Regions from separate parts of the Homo sapiens genome. Here region 2 is linked to region 1. A link is an interaction called in ENCODE POLR2A ChIA-PET data of the cell type or tissue named here. Cell type or tissue: B cell. All regions are shown on one strand. Region 1 overlaps MAST2 (microtubule associated serine/threonine kinase 2). Region 2 overlaps RAD54L (RAD54 like).

What was found. ChIA-PET counts read pairs that join two places held together with the same protein. Peaks named below come from ENCODE experiments on the same cell type or tissue, not always from the same donor. Only the 100,000 strongest peaks of a DNase experiment are listed, where the experiment ranks them.
Region 2: POLR2A ChIA-PET joins it to region 1 with 5 read pairs; 2 of 35 experiments call an interaction of 5 or more read pairs at or near these places.

Annotation. Positions count from the first base shown.
Region 1 is chr1:45,818,168-45,822,167 of GRCh38, forward strand. The region is part of intron 1 of MAST2 (microtubule associated serine/threonine kinase 2); the gene reads left to right. Among named protein-coding and RNA genes, the nearest start is that of MAST2, 17 kb to the left of the region's middle. In B cell, no CTCF peak of the experiment used is centred here; a DNase peak (open chromatin) is centred at 2,224; H3K27ac peaks cover 436 bases.
Region 2 is chr1:46,270,605-46,274,604 of GRCh38, forward strand. RAD54L (RAD54 like) reads left to right here. Exons shown (of 18, transcript NM_003579.4): 10 at 55-181; 11 at 1,862-1,936; 12 at 2,068-2,198; 13 at 2,751-2,861; 14 at 3,020-3,143; 15 at 3,534-3,612; 16 at 3,934-4,000. Among named protein-coding and RNA genes, the nearest start is that of RAD54L, 25 kb to the left of the region's middle. In B cell, no CTCF peak of the experiment used is centred here; no DNase peak of the experiment used is centred here.

The DNA.
Region 1 (4,000 bases):
TGTTGACCAATGCTGGTGTCAGGCGTTGCAGTTTTTGGTGCATCTCATTAAGATTGCTGAGCATACTTCTCAGATGTTATGCTTTCACTGGGGTTCAGAAAGCTGTAGTGGATCAGACTGACAGCAGACCACCAAACAGTGACCGTGACCTTTATTTGATGCAAGTTTGGCTTTGGGAAGTGCTTTGGAGCTTCTTCTCAGTCCAGCCACTGAGCTGGTTGTCACAGGTTGTCATATAAAGTCCACTTTTCCTTGCATGTCACAGTGTGATCGAGAAGTGGTTCATTGTTCTGTAGAATAAGAGAAGATGACACTTCAAAATGATGATTATTTGATTTTCACTCAGCTCATGAGGCACCCACTTAACGAGCTTTTTCACCTTTTCGATTTGCTTCAAATGCTGAATGACTGTAGGATGGTCGATGTTGAGTTCTTCGGCAACTTCTTGTGTAGTTCTAAGAGATGATTGCTCACAATTGGTCGTTGTGAACTTCCGATGGTCGGCCACTACACTCCTCACCTTCAAGGCTTGCCTCCTTTGCAAAACTTTTTGAACCACCACTGCACTGTACAGTTGTTAGCAGTTCCTCTCCAAATGCATTGTTGATGTTGTGAGTTGTCTCCTTTGCTTTACGACCCATTTTGAACTTATTCAAAAATTGCTCATATTTGCTTTTTATCTAACTTCATTCCCATAGTCTAAAACATAAACAGCAAGTAAATAAGTCTCTAGCCAAAAAACATAAAAAATGAACATTAAAATGATGTATAATATAATGACATTTATTTAAGAATGTATTCCAAGACCGGGCATAGTGGCTCATGCCTGTAATCCCAGCACTTTGGGAGGCTGAGGTGGGTGGATCACCAGAGTTCAGGAGTTCGAGACCAGCCTGACCAACATGGTGAAACCTTGTCTCTACTAAAAATACAAACTTAGCCAGGCATGGTGGCACACACCTGTAATCCCAGCTACTTGGGAGGCTGAGGCAGGAGAATCGCTTGAACCCAGGAGGCAGAGGTTGCAGTGAGCCGAGATCATGCCATTGCACTCCAGACTGGGCAACAAGAGCAAAGTCTGTCTCAAAAAAAAAAAAAAAAAGAATGTATTCCAATATCAGATGACAAATTCTAATCATGCAAACCACCGCAATTACGTTTGTACCAACCTAGTAGTACTGGAAGTCTTAACTATGGTAATTAGACAAGAAAAAGAAATAAAGGGTATCCAAATTGGAAAAGAAGTCAAATTATCCTTGTTTGCAGATGATTTGATCTTATATTTGGCAAAAGCTTAAAGACTTCACCAAAAAACTATTAGAACTGATAAATTTAGTAAAGTTGCAGGATCCAAAGTCAACACACAGAGATCAGTAGTGTTTCTGTATGCCAACAGTGAACAATCTGAAAAAATCAAAAAAGTAACCCCATTTACAGTAGCTGCAAATAAAATACCTAGGGATTAACCAAAGAGATGAAAGATCTCTCTAATGAAAACTATTAAACACTGATGCAAGAAATTGAAGAGGACATTAAAAAAATGAAAAGATATTTCATGTTCATGGATTGGAAAAATCACTATTAAAATGTCCATAGTACCCAAAGCAATCTACAGATTCAATACAATCCATATTCAAAATACCAATGACATTCTCCACAAAAATAGAAAAAACAATTCTAAAATTTACGTGGAACCACAGAGGACTCAGAATAGCCAAAGCTATCTTCAACATAAAGAAGAAAACTGGAGAAATGACATTACCTGACTTGAAATGATACTAGAAAGCTATGGTAACCAAAACAACATGGTACTGACATAAAAACAAACAGAGACCAATAGAACGGAATAGAGAACCCATTAATAAATCCATACATTTACAGTGAACTGGTTTTTGACAGAGGTGCCAAGAACATACTTTGGTAAAAGGACAGTCTGTACAATAAATGGTTCTCGGAAAACTGGAAATCTATATGCAGATATCTACATGCAGAAGAGTGAAACTAGATCCCTATCTCTTCCCATATACAAAAATCAAAAATGTATTAAAGATTTAAATCTTAAACTGCAAACTCTGAAACTACTAAAAGAAAACTTTGGGGAAACTTGCTAGGACATTGGTTTGGGCAAAAATTTCTTGAGCAATAAATACCCCACATGCAGAGGCAACCAAAGCAAAACTGGATCAAGGGGATCTTTTCTCACTTCCTTTTGTGTGTGTTTTTTAGAATTTTTTTTTGGTTGCTATGGGGATTACATGTAACATACTAAATTTATAACAGTCTAGTTTGAAATGGTACCAGTTTAACTTCTGTAGTATACAAAAACTTTATTCCTGTATAGCTCCATTTCCTTGATAAGTTGTTTTTGTGGCAGATTACATCTTTATTCATTGTGTGCTAAATATCATAGATTTATAATTTTTTAATGCTTTTGTCTTTTAAGTCATATAGGGAAAAAAGGTGGAGCTGAAAAACAAAAATAGAATAATACTGGCTGTGATATTTGTCCATATGGTTACCTTTGCTGGGGATCTTTATTTTTTATTTTTTGGATCTTCATTTTTTCAGATGGCCTTAAGTTTCTGTTTAGTGTCCTTTCATTTCAACTTGAAGATGCCTTTTAGGATTTGATGTAGAACATATGTAGTGGTGATGGACTCTGTCTGCTTTTTTTTTTTTTTTTCTTAATCTGAAAATGCCTCGATTTCAATTTCTCTTTCTTTCTCTTTTTTTTTTTTTTTTTTTTTTTTGAGTCAGAGTCTTGCTCTGTTTCCCGGGCTGGAGTGTAGTGGTGCAATCTTGGCTCACTGCAGTGTTGACCTCCTGGGCTCAAGCAATTTTCTTGCCTCATCCTCCTGAGTAGCTGGGACCACAGGTACATGTCACCATGCCCAGCTAACTTTTATGTGTTTTGCAGAGACAGAGTTTCGCCATGTTGCCCAGGCTGATCTCAAACTCCTGGGCTCAAGCAATCTCCCTACCTTGGCCTCCCAGAGTGTTGGGATTACAGGTGTGAGCCACTGCACCCAGCCTTTATTTTTTCCTCATTTTTGAAGGACAGTTATGCTCAAGATAGAATTCCGTATGTCATCCTACTCACTTCTGGACTCCACAGTTCTGATGAGATATGAGCTGTTCGTCTGATTCAGGATCTCCTGTATTTGACAAGTTGCTTTTCTCTTGCTGCTTTGAATATTATTTCTTTGCCATTGGCTTTGACAGTTTGGTTATCATGTGTCTCCATATGAACCTTTTTGAATTTAACCTGCTTAGAAGTCACGGAGCTTCTTGGATGTGTAGATTTGTATCTGTCATCACATTTGGGAAGTTTTGGTATGTTATTTCTTCTTTTTTTTTTTTTTTTTTTTTTTGAGACAGAGTCTCGTTCTGTTACCCAGGCTGAAGTGCAGGGCAGGATCTTGGCTCGCTGCAACCTCTGCCTCTTGGGTTCAAGTCATAACTGTGCCTCAGCCTCCCGAGTAGCTGGAACTACAGGCATGCACCACCACGCCAGCTGATTTTTGTATTTTTATTAGAGACGGGGTTTCACCATGTTGGCCAGGCTGGTCTCAAACTCCTAACCTCATGATCTGCCCGCCTTGGCCTCTCAAAGTGCTGGGATTACAGGCGTGAGCCATGGTGCCCGGCCTCTTCACATGTTCTTACTGCCCCCTTCTCTTCTAGAATTCCCATATTCATATATTGTTTCACCTTCACCTTTTTTTTTTTTTTTTTTTTGGTGACAGAGTGTTGCTCTGTCACCCAGCCTGGAGTGCAGTGGTGTGATTTCTGCTCACTGCAACCTCCACCTCCCAGGTTCACGCGATTCCTGTGCCTCAGCCTCCCAAGTAGCTGGGATTACAGGCACGTGCCATCACGCCCAGCTAATTTTTGTATTTTTAGTAGAGATGGGGTTTTGCCATGTTGGCCAGGCTGGTCTTGAACTCCTGACCTCAAATGATCCACCCACCTCAGCCTCCCAAAGTTCTGGGATTACAGG
Region 2 (4,000 bases), 450 kb after region 1:
GGGAAAATCATTCCTTTTCCACATTCTTCTGTTTTCCTTCTCTCCTGTGTTTAGGGACTGCCCATGAATTCAAGAAGCATTTTGAATTGCCAATTTTGAAGGGTCGAGACGCTGCTGCTAGTGAGGCAGACAGGCAGCTAGGAGAGGAGCGGCTGCGGGAGCTCACCAGCATTGTGAATAGGTAATGACCTTAAGCGAAGTCATTAGAATTGCCTCCCAAACCATCCATGGCCAATCCTTTGGGGGCTTTGCCTCTCTAGAGCCCTCAAAGGCTGGGATTCTAGGAAGGGAGTGGGTTCTGTGTCCTAACTATGGCCACTGAATAAACAAGGGAGTCTTGGAGGTGAAGTGCCTGCTTTCTTTCTGGCTTGGGCTCTGTGGTCTGGTTTTGGTCTGTTTATCAGCCTGCTGAGGAAGCTTTTCTCTGATGCTGCTGGACTTCTTGAGCAAAGTATACCTTGGAGCATTACTAGTATTTCAGAAGCTTCCTGTCAGTTGGTCTCAGACCCGAAACATTAGGCTTCTCTTCCCAGGCCCCATAGTCATTCTGTGACAGGTAGGAGAAGATCTGAAAGGTGGTTGTGGCTCCCAGGCTAAGGGGACTGACTTTTTCATGGGAGTTACATAACCCAGAGGGTAGGCACATTCTGGACTCCTTTGTCCAGAGGTGGTATGCACACTTGATAGGTTACATTCTAAAGAGTCCTCCTGCCCTTCCCAACAACTGCCTGGCTACCTGGCTACCTCTCCCTACCAATTTTAGATGGCAGGACGGGCATGGTGGCTCACGCCTATAATCCCACCACTTTGGGAAGCTGAGGCGAGTGGATCACTTGAGGTAAGGAGTTCGAGACCAGCCTGGCCAACATGGGGAAACTCCCATCTCTACTAAATATACAGAAATTAGCTGGGTGTGGTTGGGGTGCACCTGTAGTCCCGGTTACTCTGGAGGGAGAGGCTGGAGAATCGCTTGAACTCGAGAGGCAGAGGTTGGAGTGAGCTGAGCTGCGCCACTGCACCCCAGCCTGGGTGACAGAGCAAGACTCCGTCTCAAAAAAAAAAAATTAGATGGCAGGAAGAAGAATTGGTGTTTTCTTAAGATCTGCTTCTTAGGTGCCTGATACCTATCCTTCATAGTCTTCCCAGGAGGTCTATGCTTAATTTCATTTAGCCTGGGGCCATGTAGCAGCGGGCATTTGGACAAATGCAAGCAGAAACTCCCCTAAGGACTTAGTAATTTACAACTTGCTTTTCCTGTTAGAGCTCCTGTATCAATGGGAAGCCTCAGTCTTCTCTTGAAGACTAGGCAACCTATTGAAGGGGAAGAGAAAGTGCTGCCTGTCTAAGCTAGCATGTTTGGAAGGTCTCTGTTCCCACAATTGAGACCCTGATACAGATGTGTTTGACATAGGTCTGATGACTTTTTTTTTTTTTTTTTTTTTTTTTTTTTTTTTTGAGATGGAGTCTTGCTCTTGTTGCCCAAGCTGGAATGCAATGGGGCGATCTCGGCTCACTGCAACCTCCACCTCCTGGGTTCAAGTGATTCTCCTGCCTCAGCTTCCCGAGTAGCTGGGTTTACAGGTGCCTGCCACCACACTTGGCTAATTTTCGTATTTTTAGTAGAGATGGGGTTTCTCCATTTTGGCCAGGCTGGTCTTGAACTCCTGACCACAGGTGATCCGCCCGCCTCAGCTTCCCAAAGTGCTGGGATTACTGGCGTGAGCCACTGCGCCTGGCCGAGTCTCTGACATTTAATACTGTAAAAGAGGGCTAGTCTTGGTCCTTTGGGTGGTAGCTTTTATTCCAGTAGTTAGCATGGCAATTTTACCAGCCTCTTGCCTTTTTATCCTGTTTTCTCTAGATGCCTGATACGGAGGACTTCTGATATCCTTTCTAAATATCTGCCTGTGAAGATTGAGCAGGTCGTTTGTTGTAGGTACTGAACTCAACTGAAAGATGTGGAGTGGGTCAAAGCCTAGCTCCTGAAGCATGGCTGGGCTCTCAAGGTGTTCTCAGAGGGCAGGAGGGTGGTCTAGCTTTTTCCACTGACCCAGCTGCCTTTTTTAGGCTGACACCCCTTCAGACTGAGTTATACAAGAGGTTTCTGAGACAAGCCAAACCGGCAGAAGAATTGCTTGAGGGCAAGATGAGTGTGTCTTCCCTTTCTTCCATCACCTCGCTAAAGAAGCTTTGTAATCGTGAGTTGGGCTTGTGTCCTGGTGTCCTCTGTGAGAGTGAGCAAGGGAGGGTAGGTTCCTGTAGTGGCCTGGCAACCCTCACTAAAACTCGTCCAGAGTCATCCTCATAGAGGCCACATGTGATTCCAACCCTACCCAAGGCATGAACCCTGCATTGTGGAGTCTGTTTACCAGACCCTTTGCTTTGGAAAATTGAACTCATCTTCTGTCCAGCCCATGCTTGATGACCTGGGATGTGTCGACTGTTTGTGAGTGCTTGCATGTACACACGCTCATATACAATGTTGGGCAGGAGGAAAAATAACAAAGAAACCTTGCCTGCTCTGTTATAGCTCCCTTCTTGTTGGGAGAACACATTAGTGAGTGAGATTGTCCATCCATCGTCCCAGATGGCACCGACTATATCCTGTTGGAATTTGGTAGGATGAAGATCAAGCAAGTCTGATGTTGAGGAAGGCCTTTTGGGCTAGGCTTCTAGAGGGAGTTCTAGTGAACACTGAAGTGGAAACTTCAGAAAGCAAAGTATCTGGGTTTTGTTTTGTTTTCTCCCAGATCCAGCTCTAATCTATGATAAGTGTGTGGAAGAGGAGGATGGCTTTGTGGGTGCCTTGGACCTCTTCCCTCCTGGTTACAGCTCTAAGGCCCTGGAGCCCCAGCTGTCAGGTGACCCTTTTCCTACCAGTATTTGGGCTTCTCTAGGAGGAGGGTGGGAGATTTTTTTTTGTGCTAGGGCTGTCCTGTTTCAAGGCAGGATATCAAGAGTAAGAAGCCTGGGCCATTGGGACAGCCAGTAGGGGACTGCTGGTTGCTGCTCTTCCCAGGTAAGATGCTGGTCCTGGATTATATTCTGGCGGTGACCCGAAGCCGTAGCAGTGACAAAGTAGTGCTGGTGTCGAATTACACCCAGACTTTGGATCTCTTTGAGAAGCTGTGCCGTGCCCGAAGGTAGGGAAGATCCTAACCAGGATGCCAAAGGGGGATATACCCCTCCCCTACTGTCTGTCTAGTTCTGATTTGTGGATGTGGGCCAAGATCTGGGCACATAAGGGCTTTCCCTGGAGATATCTTCCCTTATTGCTATGATGGCCTCAGCTCTATCTCCAAGTAGAAGATCCCCTAGTCCTTCAGGTACTCCCTTAGGAAAGAGTCTTGGCCTCTAGCTCCCTGCCCCTGCCTTTGGGAGCTTAGGGCCTCAAGCATGGTTATTTCAGTCCCTTCAGTGGCTCTCCAAGGGACTCTGCTTTCTTGGGTCTTTTTAAAAAAATTTTTATTTTTAATTTTTTTTCCCCCTAATCATTGAAGCTTTATTTTCTTGGGTCTCGAATCCCCCTTCAGGTACTTATACGTCCGCCTGGATGGCACGATGTCCATTAAGAAGCGAGCCAAGGTTGTAGAACGCTTCAATAGTCCATCGGTAAATGCACATCCCCGTCCCCACACCACCAATGCAGTATCATCAGAATTAAGGAATGATAGAGAAGCTATAAGGGGTTACCTTGATTTTTTTTTTTTTTAATTCCCCTAGTGGATATAGTAGGATTTGTCTGGTTGGTGATGGCTGGGCTGGAAACTGACTGTGTGTGTTGGGATTGGCTGGCTGGTGAGCAGATAAACTGGTGGTTTTCACAATTGGTACTGAGTAGTATAGAGGCATGAGGGAGGAGCTGGTTGGGCTGAGCAGGATCCCAGTTTAGGCTATAAGAGGTTCCTTTTCTCCTGTTTCTTCTCTTTCCAGAGCCCTGACTTTGTCTTCATGCTGAGCAGCAAAGCTGGGGGCTGTGGCCTCAATCTCATTGGGGCTA